3 separate regions of the Mus musculus genome follow, and regions 1 and 3 are each linked to region 2. A link is a loop called in an ENCODE intact Hi-C map of the cell type or tissue named here. Cell type or tissue: left cerebral cortex. All regions are shown on one strand.

What was found. A loop is a pair of places that touch in the nucleus more often than their neighbours do. Peaks named below come from ENCODE experiments on the same cell type or tissue, not always from the same donor. Only the 100,000 strongest peaks of a DNase experiment are listed, where the experiment ranks them.
Region 1: it touches region 2 in a loop (4-fold over the local background); 2 of 42 quality-filtered maps call a loop at or near these places.
Region 3: it touches region 2 in a loop (2.8-fold over the local background); 2 of 42 quality-filtered maps call a loop at or near these places.

What each region holds. Positions count from the first base shown.
Region 1 is chr10:84,352,519-84,360,518 of GRCm38, forward strand. No RefSeq gene overlaps it. Among named protein-coding and RNA genes, the nearest start is that of Gm46201, 21 kb to the left of the region's middle. In left cerebral cortex, a CTCF peak has its summit at 3,685 (motif pointing left); DNase peaks (open chromatin) are centred at 2,003, 5,203, 5,694, 6,053 and 1 more place; H3K27ac peaks cover 5,226 bases.
Region 2 is chr10:83,815,172-83,823,171 of GRCm38, forward strand. No RefSeq gene overlaps it. Among named protein-coding and RNA genes, the nearest start is that of 1500009L16Rik, 96 kb to the left of the region's middle. In left cerebral cortex, a CTCF peak has its summit at 4,651 (motif pointing right); a DNase peak (open chromatin) is centred at 4,671.
Region 3 is chr10:84,361,820-84,369,819 of GRCm38, forward strand. No RefSeq gene overlaps it. Among named protein-coding and RNA genes, the nearest start is that of Gm46201, 30 kb to the left of the region's middle. In left cerebral cortex, no CTCF peak of the experiment used is centred here; no DNase peak of the experiment used is centred here; H3K27ac peaks cover 959 bases.

The DNA.
Region 1 (8,000 bases), 540 kb after region 2:
ATAGGTGTGTGGGTTCATTTCTGGGTCTTCAATTCTATTCCATTGGTCTACTTGTCTGTCTCTATACCAGTACCATGCAGTTTTTATCACAATGAAGCAAGAAATCTTATGATGCCACGTTAGTGGAAAGACAATTGCAGACATTTGAAGAGACTTGTCAGTGGATTAAACATGTACATCTCCTCCTGGATGTGCATGACAGAGAAAGTCTCTCTCCCCGTGACTTATGATAATGAAAAATGAGAAAGAAGCAACTAAGTTAAAGGGAACAGAGGCAGTGTGTGGGCTGCATTGTGGCTAAAGTGCAGGGCAAAGTGGACAGACACAGAACCTGATGATAGAATGTAAAGATACGCACTCACACTAGAAACAAATAAGCATCCCTTATAAGATCACCAGTTAAACCTGTTGTATTCTGTAAAAAAAGAAAAAAGAAGCCAGGGATAGGTTTGGTGGAGGTGCAGTATGATGTGGAGGAAGGGGGTGCCTCTGTGGGCCCATGCTGAGGGATATACCCCCCCCCCCGAGGTACCAGCCACAGGACAGTACAATACAGAATAGAGTTTATTTAGGGCATGGGAAGGGGAGTTGAGGTGGTAGTAGAAACAGAGAAAGACAGAGGGAGGAGGGGAGGAAGGGAGAAAGGGGGAAAGGAAGGAGGAAAGGGAAGGAGGAGGAGGGAAAGAAGATAGAGAGAGGAGAGGAGAGGAGGGGAGGGGAGGGGAGGGGAGGGGAGGGAAGGGAAGGGAAGGGAAGGGAAGGGAAGGGAAGAGAAGAGAAGAGAAGAGAAGAGAAGAGAAGAGAAGAGAAGAGAAGAGAAGAGAAGAGAAGAGAAGAGAAGAGAAGAGAAGAGAAGAGAAGAGAAGAGAAGAGAAAAGAGGAGTAGAGGCCGGCCATGAACACATGGAGAGAGAGGAGGCAGGTGAATGGGGAGAGAAGGAACAGAGAAGGAAGAGGTAGGAGAGGAAGAGCAAGAGAATGAGGAGGAGGCAAGCAGCCCTTTTTATAGTGAGTCAGGCACACCTGGCTGTTGCCAGGTAACTGTGGAGCCGATCCTAGATGGAATGCCAACAAAACCTATGCCAAGATACCTATTCTTGCCTGTTAGCTTACTAAAACCTTGACAGTTCTACTCCCCTCAGTGGGCAGACGTGGATAAACATCCGTCTTCCCCATCCCTGAGGGGTGCAAAGGATACAAGCCCTCAGGGTGTGTCCACTACTTCTCTGGCGCTGATAGGAACGATCTACAGCAGGGAGGATTTGCTTTCTGCCCCAGTTTGAGAAAGAAATCAGATGGGTAATAATTAAATAAAATAAATATATGAGTAACTGCTAAGGTTTCACCTAACTCTTTAAGTTTTAAATAAAATCTGAGAAGAGCATAGGCTGAGCTTCTTTTATTCCCAGAACACAGTAGCATCTCTGTTTCTCTAACGGGTGCTCGTTGAATATTCACTAAATAAATGTGTATTCGCTATGGATTGCATTTGATTATTACTAACAGGGACAAACTAATTTTTCTCATCAAGAAAAAATGTAAATAAAACAACAAACAAAAGAGTCTAGTGTTGGGGCGTGCTGGTGCATGCCTGTGATTCCAGCACTTGGGAGACCAAGGCGGGAAGACTGAGTTCTAGTCCAGCCCAAGCTACATTACAGAGTAAAACGTGAAAATCTAAACGAACCAAAAGAAGAGTCTGTCTCTCTCCCTTTAAGAGAAGTCCCCCAAGCTTTAAGATACAGAAAGTGGGCCAAGTCTGGAGTCTAACTGCCAGCATGCATGAAAATTCCCAGCCACATGACCTTGAACTTGCTTGGTCTCTGGCTATGTATCAGTTTCTCCCATGGTAACAGGAGAATAACAATAAATTCCATCTCTTAGGGCCAGTTGTACATCTTAAAAGATGCAAGGTTGCTAGTCAGCTTTATCACCCTCGCAAACAAATAACCTGAGAAAGACGACGTGTGGAGGGGTGTTATTTGTTCCGGTCTCTGAGATATTTCTGTCGGTGGCCATCTGGCTCCCTGGTGAGTCAGAACACCACGGTGGTAAAAGCACATGGCAGAGCATGTTCACCTGATGATGGGAAAAGAGAGGAGGGAGGGAGGGAGGGAGGGAGGGCCACCAAAATGGCATACATTCAATAACCTTATCTATTTAACTAACCCTCATCTCTTGATTCCCATCTTCTTGCAATAACAATGGATTCATCAAAGGCTATTCATTGAAGATTACGTCAGAATGATGGAGTCATTGTGGATTACATCAGAGGCTAAGGACTCCCCAGAGGCCTATCAGCTTTCAACCAAGCCCTAACCTGAGACTGTGGAGATTTGGCATTCAAACTCTCCCATATAGGAACTGGGTTTGGATCAAAGGGTGGCCCCAACGGTGTGTTACCATCCATCCATTCCACTCCAGTCACAATTCATAGCGACAGAAATTGTGAACAATCACATCTGTATTTTATAATGTGTGAAACAATCTCCCTCACACTGTCTCTGTGTTCTGTCCCCTCCAAAATGTCAGTGGTATCCACAACGATACCGGCCTCAGCAGTTAGAGAAGGTCTGGTAGGCCACTCAGTGGGTAAATCACTTGCCACACAAACAGGAAGACTCACCTTTGGGTTCCCAAAGCCCGCAGAAAACTGTTCGGGTCGCATGCATCAATAATCCCGGCCCTCCTATGGGGGGCGGGCGGGGTGGACCAAGTCAGGAGAAGCTCCAGAAGTTCAGGGGCCAGGCAGCCTGGGGTACAAAGCAGAGAACAAGAAGAGGCCATGGCTCAAAGGAAGCAGAAGGCAAGAACCAACATCTATGGTTGTCCTCTGCCTTCCTCAATAGTCATGTCATAGCGTGCACTCACACATGCATACACACAAACAAGCATCATATGTGTCAGTTGCCCACCAGAGAGTACATGTGCAACCATCTGCGTGTGTTTAATCCTGTACTCTACTGCATAGCCTTAGGTGCGGGCAGCAAAATATTTACATGTTGAACATTTTCTGTGTTTGGATAGTGAATGTCTGTGTGAAACCTGTAACCTGTACATTATCATACAAAATATACACTTCTAGCTCACATTCACATACTGCTTCTACCGAGGCTTATTGCCCAGATACTCTGTGATTGGGTTTTCCTTAATACAGTTTGACCCTCCCTTTGCCTCGTGACTCCCCTCTCCTCTCCTCTCCTCTCCTCTCCTCTCCTCTCCTCTCCTCTCCTCTCCTCTCCTCTCCTCTCCTCTCCTCTCCTCTCCTCTCCTCTCCTCTCCTTGCTCGTATTAGATTGTCTCTGGAAGTTTGATTCAGGGATAAGTTCCAAACTGGGATGTATTTTGCTCTTTCTCTCATGCCCAGCTCAGAGCTGGGAAAAGCCATGATATGAGAAGGGAGATGAATCAAGGATGCTAAATGAGCAGAGAACCAAGTGAACCAGCTAGGTCCTGATTCACCCATAGCTGGGATGGGTGTCTTGTGTATCCAAGTAGCATCCTAGGCAGGCAAAACCACATCTCATTTTCTTTACATTTCTTTTCTGCATAGGTAATTAAAAGTTGCTTCATGGACTGGAGAGATGGCTCAGTGGTTAAGAGCACTGATTGCTCTTCCAGAGGTCCTGAGTTCAATTCCTAGGAACCACATATGGCTCACAACCATCTATAATGGGATCTGATGCCCCCTTCTGGTATGTCTGAAGAGAGCTACAGTGTACACATATAAATCAAATAAATAAATCTTTTTTGAAAAAAAAAAGTTGTTTTAAGTTGCTTGCAATTGAGGGCCATGCTGGGTGCAGCAGTTTGACAATCACATTTGAGCTAGCAAGTCAACTGAGGTTCTGATGACTAAATTCTATCCCAATAACCCACAGTGGGAGGAGAAAACTAAGACTCAAAAACTGTTCTCTGACCCTCACATGTGTGCTATCATGAGCACATACACACACACACACACACACACACACACACACACCTGTCCACATATACTTGCTACACACACATATGCAGGCATGCATATACATATACAGGTGCACATATACCCTCACACACATATGCATGCATACTTGATACCTCACAGTTCTGTAGTTCACAAATCTAACCCAATATGACAAAATCCTCTGTTCGCCATCTCTTAAGGCTAAAGTCAACGTGTAAGAACAGCTTACTCTAATTTGCCTCGTATTTGCTATGATAAACACCATGAACTAAAGCAGCTTGGGAAGAGAAAGTTTATTTCATTTTACGACTTACAGTCCATTGGGGAAGGAACACAGGTTGAGAACCTGGAAACAGGAACAGAAGCAGGGGCCATGGAGTAGTGTTGTTTACTGGTGTGCTCCCCATGGCTTGCTCAGCTGCCTTTAAGATACAACCCAGAACCACTTGGGCAGTGGACTAAACATCCCCATATCAACAGTCAAGAAAATACCTCTACAGACTTCCCACAGGTCAGTCTGATGGATGTAATTCATTCCCCAGACTAAGCAACATGCAGCTACATTCAAGATGCCTAGGACTGGTGGACCACAAGTGTGTGATTATCGTGGTGTTCCTAGAGGAGACTGATGGATGCCAGTGTCTGGGAGTAGACAAGACCAGCCCTGAACAGGGACAAAAAGCAACTTAAGGAAGGAAGAGCTTATCCTGAGTCAAGGATTGAGGGTATAGTCCGTCATAATGGGGAAGACATAGCAGTAAGTAGAAGGAAGCCAGTCACACTGTGACCATGATCAGAAAGCAGAGAGAGATGAATGCTGGTGCTCAGCTCCCTGGCTCCCTTTTTCCTTTTCGTTCAGTTCAGAAGTTCAGCCTACAGGACGGTGCCACCCACCCTCAGTCTTTCCTCTGTAGTTGAACCTTTCTGGAGTATCCTCACTCACATCCTAAGAGGTGGGTCTCCTAGGTGACTCCTACTAGAGTCAGGTTGACAGTGAAAATAATCATTACAAATGGAAGCGGCTGGAGACTTTGACTGGCTGTAAATGAGTCACCACTTTACTTCCCAAAGACATTCCAAAATGATTTGACTTTCCTCCCGTTGCTAAGTCTGGTGGTATTGCCTAGTAGATCTACCAGAATGTGCCAGAGGAAGGAGAGGAGAGACACGGCACAGAGGAAACTTAACTTGGAGAGTCTTTGATCTCAAGTGGCAGGCGCTGTGAGAGTAAAGGGGGTGCTGGGAGATACAGGGAAGATGGCCAGAGATGGAGGGAGGGAATGGAAGTGAGGCCAGGAGCAAGGTTGGCTCCTCCCAGATGTCCATTCCTAGCATTTGGTACAAACCAGGAGAATGAGAAACCGAAGAGGAGAAATAGGTATGCTGGGTGGGAAGAGAGAGATTGGACGCCTGAAGATCATTGGCACATAGGTTCATCCCTGTACCCAGCAGAGCAGAAGAGGGAATTTGAGAAAATGGAAGCTTTAGTTAAAAAGGAAAGGAAGGAGAGAGGAGGAGGAGGTCACAGAGTAGAAAGTACCCACAGGGAGCAAATATGAGGAGGGGCATCCCTACTGACAGCCTGCAATGGGAGCAGAGTCTGGCTGCCTCTGTACCAAGCACGTGATCCCATGCTCCCATCTGCCTTATAATTGTCCTGCCCAGCTTCAGCTTCCAAGGCACAGGCTGGATGCATCCTTGTGAGTCTGCAGCCCTGCACAGGCCTGCTGTCCTCATTTTGCAGGGAGAAAGCATCTTGGTGATATTATGAGACTCCAGATGGCACTCTGGGCTTCCTGCCCACATGCCTTATGCTTCCTCAACCCAAGAACGGTACCACCACCTGGGGTCTTCTTTATTTCTTCCCAACACAGCCCAACACAGCCATTCTCTTCCTCTTCATCAGCACACACTTCCTCTCCCTCCTCAGACCTCTGTCCTAGAATATCTTGCAAAGATCACAGGTTGTGGAACTCCATAGACCTAGGCTAGTTATTTGGCTTTTCTGAATGTTCCAAATACTTCATTACATGCAGAGTGCAAGATGTAATAGCCTAATTCAGCACTTGGCACGAAGTAAAAGCCACATTGACATTAGTCTGGGCACACAGACCTGCAGACATCTTTTCAGAATCTAACAAATCTGTCCAAAGTTGGGGGAGGCGGGTACAATGTCAGTCAAAAGGAGAGAGCTGCTATCTGGTCTTGCCACTTCATTGTGTGATTTTAGGCTAGTTAGTCTTGTGACTTTTTGAGCCCTGGTTACCTCATCTATAAAAATGAGGCTACAAGTTGAATATCCCTTATTCAAACTGCTGAAGACCAGAAATATTTTGGATTGTAGACTTTTCCAGAATTTTTTTTAATATTTCATAAACATAGTGAGCTCTCTTTGGGGAAGGACACAAATCAGCACATGGGCTCATCACACGCAGCCTGAAAATAAGCTTATATGTGATTGCCTAGTCTCCAGGGAAAGCATGCCGCGTGAGCCTTCTTGATAAACCTTGCCCAAGTTGTGTTCCCAAGTGTCATGTCTTTGTTCATGATGTTCTGGTCTTAAACTTGGCCTTCCCTAATATGCTCAACATGTGACTTTCATCCGATTCAGATCCTTTGAATGTCTTTCCTATGTTAAAAAAAGTCCTCATCTTAAGATGTCTACTATAAGGTGGAGGTTACTATGGAAACCCTGTCCTAGGAGTACAGACATGTGCCCAAATCTACTCCAATTAGATAAACCCTAGCCTAACTTGACACGAGTTCAGATCCTATATTAAGATCCATTCTAGGAATGTCAGTTTTCAGTGTCAACCCTGACAAATGTACATTATCAATGTTCAGTCCTTAGTCACATGTTGGCAGTGCATGGAACAAAGACTGTGACCACTAGTGCCAGCTGCGAGGTCTCTACCTAATCAATTCTATAGCTGGGTTTTGGCTCCATACATGGAATCTCAATGACTAGTCCTGCTGCAAGACTCTGTGTTTATAATGAGCCTTAATAAGGTTCATCTCTGTTGAAAGAACCTGAAATTTTTCTCCCAGTATTTGGAGCTAAGAACTTCAACTATGAAGTGATGTCCCTCTTGCACCATGAACAGGATGAGAGTAGAAGCCAATCTTGCCTTAGTCAACACTGAGTTTCATTGTCTTAATCTCATATGTTCAGGAGCCGGGTCAGTTAGGAATCTTCTGTTGCAAGAAGACAGATGGCCAAATCCAACAAACAGAATCCAGAAGCCTTGGTGCTTGCTTTAAGGATGGATGGACTCAGAGATACAATGAGGTTGTATTATACACTGCCCTCCAGCCTTATGTTCAACTCACTCTCTCTTGACTCTCATTCAACTCATCACTTTTGGCTCTCAAGAATAAAATCTGCCACCAGAAGTGTTTCTAGGTTGACTTCATTTTCATAGAAATTTAGAGAAAAGAAAAAGGAAAGAAGGAAGGAAGGCACAAGGCCAAGGAGAAAGGAGGGAGAGAGAGGAAAGAGGGATGACCACTGTAAATCTCTCCAGCACCCCTACTTCAGTCAAATATCATCAATCAACCATGTTTGGGTCTCGGCATTAGTGAACTCTTAAGCCAATTGTGAATCCAAGAGAAGGAGAAATTCAAGTGGGAAGAACGATGAAGGCTGTGATAAAGTCACGTGGTAGGTGATGTACCCCCCTGACCCGTGACCCCTGACCTCAGGCATCACATTGTATTGGGAAGAACCATATAGCCATGGATATGACACATAACTGCAAGAAAAAAATATTTTAAAAAGAAAGGAACATCTCCATCACCACAGAGCTAAAAGAGGGCATAATATAAATGCAATATATCTATATAAATATAAAAATGAAGTCTACCTACCTGCCTGTCTCTTATACTCACATTCAGATATATCAGGATGAGGTATGAAATAGGTCTTGGGAGCTTAACCAAAGAATGGCCATGAGCATGCATCGAAGCAACGCTCAAAGGAAAGAGATAAAGTTCCTCGTTGCACCCAGAGGAAACGAGAAACCATTAACTGAGGTGTCAATTTCCTCATTACTCC
Region 2 (8,000 bases):
AGTTAGAGGTATAAGATCCCAGTCTTTTTTTTTTTTTTTTTTTTTTTTTTAATTTGAGAGAGCTCATTTAGTGAGAAGGAAATATTTATCCTAATCAGAACATCTACCCCAGCGACTTCCCTTAAAGGAAGGATTGAAGCTAGCTGGGTTAGGCTGGGTAGGGGGGATGTGTCGGTAGGGTTAGCTGTAGATTGATAGCAAGTGGTTGAGAGATTGAAAATGAGTACCAGTGTAGGACAGCTGGAGCGGCCTGCAGCTGGCACAGGGTCTGGCAAAGCTGAGCGTGGAGGCCCTGGAGAGGTCCGGTGAGAGGCTGAGGAGGCTGGGGATGCAGGAGATAATGTAGAGGCAGGTCAGGGGACGGTAAGCGGGAGGTTCATTAGCTGAATCAAGAATAGTGGAAATTTCTTCTGGTTGAGATTTCATAACTAATAGGAGCTGAGTTGGAGAGCAGGAGGAGCTTGGAGCCAAGATGAGAAAAAGCCTGGACACTGAGAACCTCTTTCCATTTTCCAGATCGCTGGCAGTAATGATGAAGATTCTTTAAAATGGTAGGATCAAAAGTGCTGTTAGGCGTCCCCTCGGAGTCGTTATCTAACTAGTCACAGGGCCAGACTTGATGGCAAAGGTGGATACATTTGGAGGCCTTTAAGTCAGACCCTAGATTTAGCTGTTTGAGGGTTTCCAGGAGACATCCCAGTGCGGACGGAGCCTGAAGACACAGTTTAAGACAAGGCACCCCCTGGGCGAGTAGAAGCTAGCCACTTGCCCGGTCCAGCGTCCCAAGGACAAATTTTGTAGCCAGAAACGACCATCAGGTCACGTGACCAGGTAGTTATGCTGCGAACTTGGAGTCTGAACTCAGGCCAGCCCCTGAGCTGAGACCAGGAGAACTATTCAACCAGGCCCAAGGTTTTGCAGTAGTGAGAAAAAGAACCAACTCAGAGGAGTGAGGAAAATCTCACCCATGGGAAAATGTCCTAAACTGAGGAGTCAGCAAGGAGGCCAGTCATAAAGACTGTGAATTACTCAGTCTCTGGAACCACTAGACAGTGGCCAGCCACCCCTTGAGACCAGGGACCCTGTATGATGACTAGGGCGGGGAGCTTACCAAATCGCTGGTGTTCGGTTGGAGAGAAGCCAGAAAGTGAGCCTGTGTAACAGACAACTTGTTGAAGGTGATGTTAAGGCCCGTGGGCATAACCCATGTGGCAGTGGGTTCCGTGCCGGCGTGGTGGCGGCAGAACTGCGAAGTCGTCTGGACCTACGTGGTGGGACTGCGAACACCGAGTCTGGCAGTACCAAGGTTAGAAATAAGCATCACAGTCCCGAACAACTCACACCATGCAGCAGGTCTCCCGTGGGAGGCGGCCTCCGGGAGAGCGTGGAAGGAGAGTGGTCTTTTATCTGGGCTGTGATGCATGCGCAAAGTGACGCTGTGGGTGGAGCATGGCGCATATGTGAAGGGACAGACACAGGAGCTACACTGTCGCCTAGAGTTGATGTGTCTTCTTGCTGGGTCCGGGAGTTGGCTGTAAAGATGCCTGATGGATGTGAAGCGGATTCCGGGTGTCCGCGGATGCGCCTGATGCTAACAATCATCCTTGACATGGCTTTGTGGGACACTTCCGTTGCAAGCATGGTTCCTCACTTGTCAGCTCAAAGCATTTTGTGCGAGCCTAACGCCAACCAGTTTATTTAACTCACAGTTTTGGGGATTTAGAATCACGTCACCAACATCTGCTCTGGGATTCTCTTTGATGGCTTAAGACATGGCAGAAAACAGCAAGGAAGGGATCCCTCATGCAGAGAGACCCTAAGAGTGTGAGGTTACTTTGCTGAATAGCTTAGTGTGAGCTTCATTAGTATTCTGGGGTTGAGAGGCCCACCTCATAAAAGTTCTATTACATCTTAGCATTTCCACTGGGGAACACGCCTCTAGCAGAGACAGACATTTTGTGGGACACAGACCCGCAGTGGAAGGGCTACAAAGGTAGCCTCCCTTTCAGCTATTCTGTGTACTTTTCTGACGGTCGCAGCCAGTCTCTCACCCCACTGAACTGAACGTACCTTGGTATGAGCCTGCCGTTTCTCTAAGGACAATCTGAGGTCCTGGGTCAGCAGCTAAGGCCATGGAAGGTATGGTTTTGCCAGTTCTGTGAGGCTCCAGACACCTGCTGTTTGGAGCCACCTGATTGGATGTTCTAGATCAGATTTCAGGGAAACCAAAAGGCCAGCAGGGGTTGTGGCTTTCCTGAAAATGCTGTCCAAGGAAGTCCCCCAGTTGCCTTAGAGAGTGGTCCTTCGTTCTGGCCTCTATGCTTGGTAAAACCAGGAAGTTAGAATTCACCAAGGACTTTTGCAAAATTGAGGACACAATCTCTTGTGATCTATGGCTGTTTGTTGCCTTTATTTTACTTTTTAGTACCCCATGAGGCTAAACATAGTCTCCTCTCTGGTTGGCCTTTGCGGGGAGAATGTATCTTCCAAATAGTTAATGAGCTAATGAGCTCAGCAAGGTTTTAAGGTTTAGTGGTGCACAGGATGACTGACGGATAGCGAACTTACCTCCACTTAAGCCTCCTTTCAGCCCTGTGAGAGAGCCAATTAGATGCTCTGAGTTCTGCCTCTCCAAACCCTTGGCCCTGGCCACAGTGTGAATCTGCAAGGGGTCTTTCTACTGTCCGTGTGGTGGTGCTGGGTTCCTCTTAGATACACAGGCACAGGAATTGTGCATCAGGGAATGGAATTTCAATGAGTCCCTGGAAGTCATTCAAGCCATTATCATTCATTTTTTTTGTCTGCAGTTTATTTATGCACCCTGTGTGCAAGGATCTCCTTAGTGTAGAGCTTGCTCCAGGAAGCACAAAGCCCAAGGAAAGGGGCAGGGATTACACTTGAATGTGTGTGTGCAGTGGGGGGTGTGTAGGCCTTTGCAGAGAGGTGTGAAAAATGTTCCATGAGGGCTTGGCGTGAGAAACTGCCTTCCCCAGACTCCCTATATTGGAGCATCAATGCCAGAGACTCGTCACCATCCCAGTGACCGGTCGTTGGTCCTAGTCATCTTGGTGGAAAAGGATGTTGTGTTGAGCTGCCCTGAGCTGAGACAAGAGAACCAGAAGCTCACGGGCTGGCCTGGCAGAAACAAGAGAGAGCCTGCCTTACCAAGGTAGGAAAGGGGAACAGACTCCTGAAAACTCTCCTCTGATCTTGATTCGTGCACAGTGGCAGATGTGCATGCACACACACTCTCTCACACACATACAAGTACGAAATAATGAGAGAGAGAAAGAATTATAGATTCTCCTTGTTAAACTCCGTGGGGGTCCTTTTAGAGAGATGCAAATCCAGTATCTTTGTTTTGTGCTGCTATAACAGACAACCAGAGGCTGGACAATTTATAAAGAGCAGGTCTCTTTGGCTCAGAACTCTGGGAAAGCCAAGCACACGGTGCTTGGACAAGGCAGAGGTTTCAGATGGCGTGAGGATGTGGGGGAGAGGGACAGAGACAGGAGCTTGGGGACAGGGATGACTTAGCTTTTGATCTGAACCTATTCCTGTGATTACCAATCCACTTCTCTGCTGGAGGTATTACTGTATTCCTGAGGGCCAGGTCCCCAGGCCCTAGTCACCTCATAAAAGTCTTCTCTCTACAGTGGCACTTACATTTCAATGGTAGGGTGTGTGTGTGTGTGTGTGTGTGTGTGTGTGTGTGTGTGTGTGTGTGTGATGCAGGGGACAACACTGAGTTTTGTTCTCCAAGCGGTTTGCATTTAAAGGAAAAAAATATCTTTGTGAGGCACAGTGTCTTCACTAGCTTGGAACAGGCTAGACTGGCTGACCAGTGAGCCCAAAGATACAGCCTGGTTTGTGGCATACCCTCAGATCACAGTGTGGACCTGACATTTGCCCAGGGAGAGAAGGAAGGCAGGAAGCTGCTAGGTAGCTTTGAGAGAGCAGGAGGAAATCCCAGGGGCTGGAGGGAGTTAGGTAGGGGAGGAAGGGAGGAGGGCAGGTTGCTTGCACATGAAGTGAAGGAGTCCTGAGGTCAGCGTGTGCTTTGATATGCTGATAGGCGCCACTGCAATCCATACATCTTGGAACCTACAAAACAAAACAAAACAAAACAAAACAAAACAAAACAAAACAAAACAAAACCTCCCTTTGGGTCTAGAAAGCTTGTGCCCAGTTGCTGGCTGAGTAGCCCCAGGAGGGCAAGGCTTAAGTTTAGGTGCTGCAGAGATTCTGAGGGTGTGGCAGCTGGTTGTCAGTCAACCACACCTTCCCACAAAGCTCTCCCAGGGATATCTCTGCATCTGCATTAACACCGCGGGGCTATTGTTGGAACTGTGGATGGACCCAGAGAGGGCCGCACAGCCAAAAATGAGTCAATTCGCTTCCCCTTCCCCAGTAATTTCGGTTAGCTGGCAGATTAAATATGGAGGATACCTGTCACAGGACAACAGTGTTGGTACGGGGGATTCTGGAGAGAGGTGGCCTGTTTCTGCCAAGACAAGTTACCTAACTTTGCTGGAAGTCAGATTTATCCTCTGAAAAAACAAAAAAGGAGGATACTAACAGTTTTTCACTTCGTGGGTTGTGGGAACGAGATGAGATAATCCATCACAATGGCTATTATGCTCAAAGTGGGCTGCAGGGGGCAGCATCCTCACAGAAATGTAAGGAAACCTGGCGTTCAAAAGTACCGCACAGTGATACAGAGAGGATCAGCAGCATCACCGATATAAAGAACCTTACCGGTGGGTGGGCGCAATTAAGCAATTTCAAGAGAAAGAGCAGAAAATTTCAATCAAAAGACCCATGCGCACTTTACAGTGAGCACGAGAAAACAAGGAAGGCTTCCCTCTAGGAGCGGGACTACCGCGCTGCTGCTTTGGACATGCCTTGGTGAATCCCCGAACACAGCACAGGTTGCAACTAGAGACCAAGTGTCCTGAGAGAAACTGAGAAGGGAAAAGCTTTGGGCTTGCAGGACATGTGGGGCCGGATGCCAGTACAGTCCCTCACTAGATAGAAGACTTTAAACCGCTTGGGTCATGTCAGAGTTGGATGCTGACAACCTTTTACTCAAAAGGTCAGAGCACAGGACCAGCCAGAGACAGGCGGCCATTACTCTTCATCTCATGCCAAATGTCCTAGTGCCCCTTTTGATTTGCCCTGCTTTCCTGAAGGACACTTCCCTAGGTTCTCTGGCTTTTCCCAGAACCTTTAAAGCACCCATCACTACTCTTGAGTATGATTGGGACTCTACCTCCTGGACCCCGTAGGCATATCATTAACCATCACTAAACAAAGTCCCTACAGTTTGCCACATACTATTTTGTTTTACGCTGTTTTCAACACAACCGTTGGAACCCCCAATCTTATTCTTTAGCCCCTTTCTGCTTCTCTCTGGATTTAAAGAATTTCTCACACCACAGATGAAAACAGACCTTCTTTGTCATGGTTAACTGGCAATGCCCTGCACAGATGTGCCAGCGTGAAAGAATTTTAGGGCTGATGGATGGGTGGACTCTGATATTTTTTGTTGTTGTTGTTGTTGTTGAGAAAACATGGTGGAAGTGCCCTCTGTGTAGCTTGCTGTCTGTGGCGGCAAATGGTTCACTAGCGTGGATATCCAACCGTTTCTGAGCTACAGAGGTGAGCATGTAGAATTTCGACAGATGCAACTTGTCCAAGTTCCTCCAGAGTCTGCGCCTACTTATCTTCCCTCCCCTCTTCAAAGTCTCAGGGGTTCCTGGTTGGCCCCTCTAACTTGCAGTGTAGCCGAGGATGACCTTGAATTCCTAATCCTCCTGCCTCCACCTCCCTGAGTGCTAGCATCACAGGTATGCTTAGTTTATTGGGTGCTGGGGGTGGAACCTTGGACTTGGTTCACACTAACTAGACAAGCACTCTGTTGACTGAGTGGCAGACAGCTCAGGGTCTGTGCCGGGGACGGAGGAACTAGAGAAGCATACAGTTTCCAACTCTATTCCTAAGTGTATGTGACTTTGGGCAAGTTCATAACCTCTGGTGACTCAGTTCTCCCAGCACCGATGAGATCACTCTCAGTTCACCTCTCCACGTTGCTGCTAGGCTGAATTCATATTTGTAGAACACTCAGAACAGGTGCTGGGCAGTCGCTGAGCACTAATCCGTTGTTATGTGTCATTGTCTGGGCCGGGATTTGGTGAGCTGAATGTGGGAGAGGCCACAAGATGCCTGGGATGCGAGAAGCCAGACGACAACTTTCATCAGTGGATGATGGCTTTGTTGAGATGAGATGAGTACTTGAACCGATACATATCCAAAGACTTCTTTATGTAGAAATATGATTGTTGTGAGAAGGATGCAAAATTTGTATAAAATTTAAAAAAAAGAACCTTCAAAAATAGAATTTATACCAGATGCACTGACACCCAACCTGCTATCTCAGCATTGACTCAGGCACTGAGGCAGGTGGACTGCTTTGAGTTTCAGCCAGTCTGGTTGTTCCACAAAGCAAGTTTGAAGGCAGCCCAGCCAGACTGCATAACAACATCTTGTGCCCCTACCCCAAGTTGAATGCCCTCCCTCCCTCTTTCCTTTCCTTTCCTTTCCTTTCCTTTCCTTTCCTTTCCTTTCCTTTCCTTTCCTTTCCTTTCCTTTCCTTTCCTTTCCTTTCCTTTCCTTTCCTTTCCCCTTCCCTCCTCCCTTCCCCTTTCCCCTTCCCCCTTCCTCCTTCCCTTCCCCTTCTTCCTTCCCTTCCCTTCCCTTCCCTTCCCTTCCCTTCCCCCTCTTTCTTTCTTCCTTCCTTCCTTCCTTTCTTTCTTTCTTTCTTTCTTTCTTTCTTTCTTTCTTTCTTTCTTTCTTTCTTTCTTTCTTTCTTTCTTTTTCTTTTCTCTCTCTCCTCCTCCTTCCCTCCCTCCCTGCACCCTCCTACCTTTTTCCTTCCTCTCCCTCCCTCTTTTTCTCTCTTTCCCTACACATTTCTTCCATCCTTCCCTCTCTCCCTCTTTTACTTCTTTCTTTTATATTTTTAGTACTGGGGAATGAACTCAAGAACTGTTAGAGAGTACCCAGGGAAGAGATGCTTCAACTCTCCCTCATCCCAGAGGCATGCACTGGCCTTGGATGTTTCTGTTGGGAAAAGGTGAATAATTATGATAATTTATGGTGGTTTCCCTTTGACAAAACAAAGAGGGTTTTGTGAGTCTGGCCCTCTAGAGTCTGGCACTATCAATTGTCCTTAGACACAGAGCACACATGATTCACACAGATAGGTGCTGCAGATGTTTCAGGCCACCAGTGGGCAGGTAGCACACTTGAGGTAAGGTCTCTGTAGTGCTGTGTAGGTAGCAGGGATTTTAAGTAGTGAGATAATCTGAGTTGTTCACCTCTAATCTCGTTGAGCCACTGGGGCAAACTGGGGCCATCAGGGAGGTTTGGATTCCAGATCAGACTGGGATCATCTGGAACTTCCCGGCACCCTCTCTGTCTCTCTGTCTGCTTGCTCCACCTTTCTGCCGGGTCTTAATGGTTTTACATTTGTCTCATTCTTGTTAGGTGGTTTGCCTTTACTGACAGCTTCCTAAGGTACAATAAAGAAGCCACTTAATTTCTTAATAGATGAATTTGGACTCCTTCTTTTCCTCCCTCCCCTCTCCCTGTGTCCTTTCTCCCTCTTCCTCTAGAGAACCCTGGGCTCACTGGGCAAGAGGTTTCCCACTGAGCTACAAATCTAGCCCTAATTTTAAGGTTTGAGACAGTGTTTCTTTATATGGCCCAGGTAGATTTCAAAGCTGTGATCTCCGTGGCTCAGCCTCTCAGGCAGCTGGGATTAATTGTGGGCAGGCCACACCTGGCCTGCTCCTTCCCTGAAGTCCGTTTTCTTCCACTGGAGGATGAGGGCTGTTTCTTTGCCAGGCAACCGCAAATACTAGAAAGTTCATCTTAAACAGGACTGCTGGCTCACATGAGTAGAGATGATCCCATTGTAGACATATGGGGATTCAGGA
Region 3 (8,000 bases), 550 kb after region 2:
AAAAATCCAGATCAAATATAAATAAAAATTAAAAAGTTAGTGCAACACTAATAATAAGTGTTAATGGCTATATTATTACTTAATCCATTCTAAGTAGTATTATTAGAGTAAGAAGGATAATTTATAATATAGATGTTTTTATGTCAACAGGGCAATATGACCATGGTCAGTAATGCACCTAACAAATGAGCTTCAGAATACATAAGGGAAATTCTGATTAAATGAACGTAGAAATGGCCAAGTCTACAGGGATAGGTACTTCAAAAAGGTTTTATATTTTAAAAAGGTACAGTAGACCCAAACAGTGCTATCAACTATCTTGACTTCATTAAGTAGAAGGACCAATCCACAACCACATGAATATTTTCTACTCTACATGGTACATCCACCAAGGTAGACCAGATATTAAGCCTTGAACTAGTTTCCATGAAGCTAGAAGGAACAAAAATAAAATATATGTGTTCTCTGACTATAGTCAAACTGAGTTTAAAAATCACAAATAGAAAGTTATCTGGTGGGGAAAAAAAACACTAAATGTTTTTAAATTAGGCTGTATAACTATAAATAACCCAATAAGCGAGTGTATTAACAAGTTTGGATGATTGAAAATAAAAGCATAGCACAACAAAATTTGTGAAATGCAGTGTTAGCAGTTATTATACCAAAATACACAGCTTTCATTGTTAATGTGTGAAGAGAATAAATGATCAAAAGTCATGGCTTAAGTGTCTAAAACTCTGAGACAACAAAGGGGCAAATGAAACCTAAAGTACATAGGGAAGATAACCAAAATCAGATGATTATCACAGCCCCCCCCCCCAAGAAAACATATAACAGAATTTAAAGACAGATATATCCAACACTTTATTCTTTGAGGAGAATTAAACAAAACTGATGAACTATTAGGAAAACAGACAGGGAAGAGAGAATAAGAAGATATAAAAGTTAAGACTAAAAGAAAAATCATTGCTATGGACCCTATAAAACTTAAACAAAAGATCAATGGGCTATCAGGAACAAAAAGCACACCAAAAACTGGCTAATCTGGATGCCAAGAACTACTTCCTTGAAAAAGATAACTTTCCCAAGGTAACTCAAGAAGTCGAAATCTAGATAACTTTGTGTTGGGTGAAGAAAGTAAACTGCTAATATGAAACTGGTTAATATAAAGGAAACTAACTCCAAGTTCAAGGAGCTTCAGTGTGGTATCCTAGTTATTTATCTCACTGATCAGAACAAAACAACACAAAACCAGAAGCCAGGTAGAAGCAACCTAAGGAAGGAGGGGCTTCTTCTGGCTCAGGGGATACAGCCAATCACGGAAAGGACGGCCATGGCTGGTGTTGGAAGTGCCCCTGCAAGTTGCAGCCACAGTTGGAAAACAAAGGGTGCAGATGCTCCGCTTGCTTCTCTCATTACCCAGTCCAGTTGCAGCTGGGTCTCCCGACTTCAGTAAGCCTAACCTAGAAAAATAGGATGCAGTCATTCTCAAAGGCTAATGTGATCTACAGAATCTCTCACAGGCAAGCCAGGAGGTCTGCCTCCTTTGAGCGTCTCTTAGCAATCAATACTGACTATCATAACTGGTGAGCTATGTCAGATATTTAACGAAGAAATGATAGCTGTCCTACACAAAACTTTCAGATATTAGAAAGGAGGAGACCATGTCCTGACGTATTTTATGACCAATATTTCTTGAATAATAAAAAGAGGTGAAGACATACAAAGAAAGAATGAGAACGGTGGAAAGACAGAAAGAGGAGTTGAGAGAGGGAAGGGGAAAGGAAGAGGGAGGTGAGAACAAGAAGGAAAATTTTCTGTCAAATATTTCAGCCTATCAAAATTCATAAATACAGAAAAAGAACAAATTGCTATGGTTTGGGTGTAAATTATACCAGGAAGGCAAGGTTAGTTTAACATTTAAGAATCAAACGAAGCTGTCACCATATGAAGACAGTCCAAGGAGAAAAAAAAATTACAATTAGCTTAATAAATTCAAGAAAAATACTTGCCAAATTTGAAAACCAATGATAATAATAACAAAACACTGCCCAGCAGTCTAGGGCTAGAAGGGAGCATGCTCAGTCTAACCGAAGGCACAGAGAGCTAACAGGTTTAATAATGAAAGTCTAAATGCTATCCCTTTAGTTCAGACACAGTCGGAGACTTTTGTTTCAATCCCAACATTTTACCAAAGGATTTAGAACCGGTTCTACCACTCTGTTTGCTGCTGTACCTTCTGCACCAGTAACAGCGGAAGAGATGACTATTAACAAAGTGGGGCAAGATGTGTTTCCTATAGAGAGAGTTTCTGATGCCAGAGGCAATAGAGAGCAGTGCTATGAAACATATGGGGTACACCTCGGTGATGAAAACCCAAAAATTACGATGCGGCTATGTCTCTCTATCTGTATCACTCAGAAAAGTAACTTCATATTTGGGGGTGCTAAGGGTTCAACCCAAGGCTCCACACATGGCTAGACAAGTATTCTACAACAATCCTGTACCCCTAACCCATGTGCCTGGCATTTTTGAAAACCAGCGTAGTAGCAGGGGAGGTTCAAACGCATGGCCCAATTTTTAGATTTCCAGAACGTTCTGCACCTGTTTGGTGCTATATTAAGATTGGCTCTGGTGGGAAGACTTTAAGCACAGAAATTGGTAAATGTCGTTGTTCTCCGCAAAGGTTTCTTCTTGACTCATGTTAGGGGGACATAATTTAAACATTCCTGTTTCAATGAAAGCATCTCTCTTTGCCCATGAGGAAATTAAGTCCATAAAGGCTACACAAATGTTTAGGTCACAAACAGTAGACTTGCCATACTTGACTCTTACTTCTGCATCCACATCTATGTTGGATCACATGCCGTGACTTCTTTGAGTTTGAAAGGATAATTCTCAGAGGAGGCACTGGCTCAGAGGATGTGCCCAGTGCCACCAGAGGACACAGGTTGTTCCTTCGAGGTTCATGCTAAGGATGTCACCTAGAGATGACATCCAAGCAAGGTAAAAGCTCAGGGCCGAGAAAAGGCAGAAGTGGTTTGGCAGAAGGGGAGTGGGAAGGGACACGGGGTGGAGGTTCTAGGTGTGACTGTGAGCACTGTGGTTGGCAAGGCGTCTGGAGCAGGATCCTGGGAAATCATCCAGAATGGAAAGCTAAAGGCCAGATGTCAGGTAGAACCCCAGTGATGTGTGACTGCTGGACCCTCAGAAGATGGTTTGGCTCTTTGGTCTGCTCACTCTCGAATCTTCTTTTCTGGGCAGAGCCAATGCAGCCTCGTGAGCATCATGATCCACCATTCTGAGTACCCAAAGTGCCTGAGTGGAGCGTGTGCTTATTGGCTGTTTCTCTAGAAAAGGAACCCATCCCCACGTCTTTACTTCATCATCATGTGTGTCTGAGAAGACAGTTCAGACTGGGCCCACTTCCAAGGGCCCTCTGTACTTCACAGAGATTGAACCCACAACCAGAACCTCTTTGGAGCAAACCAGCTGGCTTGCTCTGAGGTCTGCATCTGGCTTCCAGCTTTGCACACATGCTTTGTCTGGACTCCAAAGACGGATGGCCGAAGCTTCTGGAATGCCCTTGGCATTGCTGAATCAGATGTTTTTCGGCTTCAGTGATTCACAAATTCCAATGTGCAGAACATTCTTGGAGTAGCTTTTTGTTTTTTGTTTTTTTTTTTTTTTTTTTGAAGCCCCCTTTCTTTTGCTGCCTCTAAAGTTCAGCATCCTCCGGGCCCGATTTCATCTGACAGTAAGACCTGACTAGAGAGAATGTCTGTGCTGACTCCACCCCCAGCCCAGGGCTTTGAAGACATTCTTCAGCCTTGATGGCCACATGACGGAAGTTACTTTGCAGCACTTGACTCCAGGCAGGGCTGTGAAGCACACTCAAGCATCTTGAGTTTCTACATGACTCCAGGCAGCTTGTTGTAAGCTCTGGGGCCTCTAGGAAGACTTAAGGGATCTCCTGAGGGCCAGCAACACAGGAAACAACACCTGAAAGCATGTTCACCTGCAAGTGCTGACAGCTGTGGGTTGCACCTGGCCACTAAAGAACTCCTGTCCCCGCTCTGGAGTTCTGAGCAACACAGCAAAGAGGCGAATCCCTCTATCCGATTCCACAAGAGAAGAGTTAGGACATCTGCGTCATCTGATGTTCCCCATCTGCTGAGACTGGATGTTCTAGAACGTAACACCAATGGGGAACTGGGAAGGGTTGTTCTCTTCTTCATATTTGAACAATACACTGACTTTGGCCTGTGTCTTCCTTCCTGATGACACCTATCTGGGTCCCTGCAAGGATCTAACTGTATGTGTGAATAAGGTGGCAAGGAGTCTGAGTTTCAGGATTGTTCTAAGTGACCAACGAAACAAACATTGTCAGCTCAGAAGCCAGGCAGCCAGGCAGCCAGGCAGCCAGGCACACATGTGAGTCCAGCTTCATAGTTTCACAGTTGGGTTAGTTAGGCAAGTCATTGCCTTTTGTTCCCCAAAACAGTTTCTTCCTCTATGATAATGGAGGTAAGGGGACATGAGAAGTGTTTAAAGATGACAGACATAAAGGATGAGACCATAGACTACTTTATGACTTGGCTAATATTATAATTCTTTATCTTTTCCTTGCTAGGAGCTCCTCATAGGAAGCAGAAAAGGTTATAATGGAAGTGTTGCCATGAATTCACCTGACCCATTTTATTCTCTGCCTTTAAATTACGAGCTATTCAAAGACTACTCACGATGGCATGTGGGGCAGGTGGCTGAGCTCTAGCCAATGGGAGGTGGGCTGAGCACATCTATACCATATCCAGGCCTGGTATTTACAGATGCTTACCTCTGTTCTCCCCCTCATCTACATAGTATAAATAAATAAAGAAATCTAGGATGTCAAAGCCATAGAATGCAAGAATCTTAGCTTGGAGATGCATAGAAGAACAACCTCCGAACCTGTGCTGGCCAAAGAGAGAGATCCAATTATATTGAGCCACTGTCCTGTCAGGGGTTGCTTATTACTTTGCCAGACCATAGCTTAACCAGACCAACTCAGAAACAAAACCAAGCAGAGAATGAACCAAGGAACTAGTTGGTCAAGATATAATGAAAGGCCCTAGTCTGAAAGAGATGTGGATGTATTTTCCATGAGTTGCTCCTCCTCTAAGCTTGCATTGAATTACTAGTCCCCAGCCGGTGGCACTATTTGGGTAGCTGGGCCTAGCAATAAGAACTAAGTCAACGGGAGGCATGCTTTTGACGATTATCCCCAATCCCTGCTCCCTTCCTCTCCTCCCTGCTTCCTGTTTGCCAGGAGTCAGCATCCTTTCTGCTATGACTGACTGGAACTCTAAGCTGAAATACACAATTCCCCTCTTAAATTGTCCTGCTGGAGATTAGGCCACCACTGTGGAAGGCAGTGTGCTTTTTCATCAAGAGGAAAGTAATTGTTGGGCTTGTGAAACAAAAATAACTGCTAACTTCTTGCATTAGTTTCAGTTGGAAAAAGACGGCTATGCTGGCATCGGGCAGGTCTAGTAACAGGAAAACCTGAGTGTGTAGTCCACAGTGTTCAGACGTAGAATCACAGCCAATCCATTCCCATCCCCAGAGTGTTGCATGATCCTGTGAATTAAAAACATCTCCTCCATACATTTCAATAAGTGGCAGTCAATTTCTGTAGCAGAACAATATTCTCATTTTAAATTGCACATCACAGCATGTGTCGTGTCTGGGGACCACCTGTTGAAGGATGCAGTCATTTGTAATTAAGGAAATACAAAGTCATAAATGATCACAGCCAGTCCTTGTTAGAATACGGACACACATGTTTAAACAAACACTACACTCCCTGGCCCATGATTGCCCTATGCCAATGGATCAGAAATTGATGCTTTGTTGTTTTTGACAACGCCAGGGCCTTTGCATCATCTACTGCCCTGTCTAGAATAAATCTGAACGCTCACACTTCCGATGGCTAGCTCCTTTAGCTTTGTCTTCTTCTACAAGCATCTATGTAACCCAGAAGAGTGGACATTTCACTGGGGTCACCCTGCCTTTCCTCACTGGTTGGTTTAGGTCACTTCTGCTTCAGCCTCTAAGTCATGGGCATGGCATTCCTTCTCTGTGAGTACAGATTTACATATTTCCTAAAGATTCCACTTCTAAGTAAATTTCAACTTAGTTCCTTTCTCTGCAATGTCTGCCATTTGTGAATGGAGTCGGGGACTGAGACAAGAAGCAAGAATCATCAGGGCAGATGCCCCCTGAGAATGCCCTATTTTAAAACTCCCTGGAGGTCTGGAGTGTATGTAGTACAGCGATTATTAACCAAGAGCTTATGAAGCAGTAGTCTGCATTACCATCCTTCATACTTATCCTGCCCTAGGTACTGCTAAAATATCTCCAGTATGACTTAAAAATAAGTTAAATGAAGAAGAAATGGATAAAAGCCAATGGATATTACTCTATCAAGAAGGGTCTGTTATTTCCCATGGTGTTTCATACTCAGTATTACTTCATTAGAGTTTGTCCTACTCTTTCTTCACAGCTGCCAGAGCTATGCAAGAATGCTATCAATAGAGCCATTGGAGACCAGGGAGATGGCTCGGTTGGTATAATGCTTATCTTACAAACAGAGGACCTAAGTTCAAGGTCCAGAATCCATGTTGGGAAAAAAGGCCAGGTGTTGATGACATGTTTATAATCCCAGAACAGGGGCGGTGCAAGCGGAAGGATCCTGGGTCAGCAGCTTAGTCTAACCAGAGAGCCTCAGGCCAGCAAGAGACCTTTGTCTCAAAAAACTAAGGAAGGTGATGTTTCAAGTATGACATCCAAGATTATCCTCTGGCTTTCATCTAACCATGCAAACATGTTTGTATACACAAGCACACACTTGTGTATACAAGCACACACTAAATAAATAAATAAGAGAGAGAGAGAGAGAGAGAGAGAGAGAGCCATTAGACTTTGAAAAAAATGAGGCCCAAGGAGTGGTAGCAGTTTGAACTGGAATAGAAATTTCTCCATGATAGCATGATTTGAGAGGTGTGGTGGTTTAGTTGAGAATGACCCCCTATAGGCTCATATGTTTGAATCCTTGGTCTCCAGTTTGTGGAACTGTTTGGGAAGGATTAGGATGCACGGCCTGGTTGAGGGAGGTGTGCCAGTGTCTCGAGCTCTACCTGCAACTTTCAGGTCAGGTGTGAGCTCTCAGCTACCACTCCACTGCCATGCCTGCCTTCCCACCGCCACACCCCCTACCGTGACGATCATGGACCCACCCTCTGAAACTGTCATGGAGTCTCCTCACAGCAATAGAATAAGGAAGAGAAGAGGCAGCAGTACACTCTAAATCGGATAGGCTAGAAGCATCCATTCATCCACCTTAGTGATACCCAACACCCAGCCAATTTAGCCAGCGAAGTCCCACCCAGTACAACACAGGATGCGAATACAGTTAAATGCAGCTAATCTTGAATTTTAGGTGATACGTTTTGAAACATATAAACGTGGCCCAAATATGGAGCCGTGGGAATCATGGGGTACACACTAAAAATTACCCTGGTGTTTATCTAGAGCTCAAATTTAACTGGGCATCCTATTTGTTTGTTTGTTTGTTTTTATTGCGTGTTTGTAAACGCAAGTGTGTGGGTGTGTATACAACGTGTAAACTGTTGTTTGCCAAGTGTGATGGTGCTCCTCCTGAGGCTCTTCCTGATCAGAAATGAGGATGGGTTCCTATTTCTCTGCAAAGTCAAGCTTTTCTTCTATGGATCCAGCACTGCTCTTGGGCTCTTGAATGCTCTGGACTCAGATAGGGCTTACTGCCATTTAACATTACGGCCAGGACCCAGGAACTCCTCAGTTTTCCTGATTATTCATCTCTCTTTCCAAGAGCTGTCAGGTGGGGCAAAGGGGTGGTGTCTGCTCATGGAAGACACCATGACAAGACAGGAGTCACCGATGCCACAGGCAGGGCAGTGGCCTTCCCATTAGAAAACTGC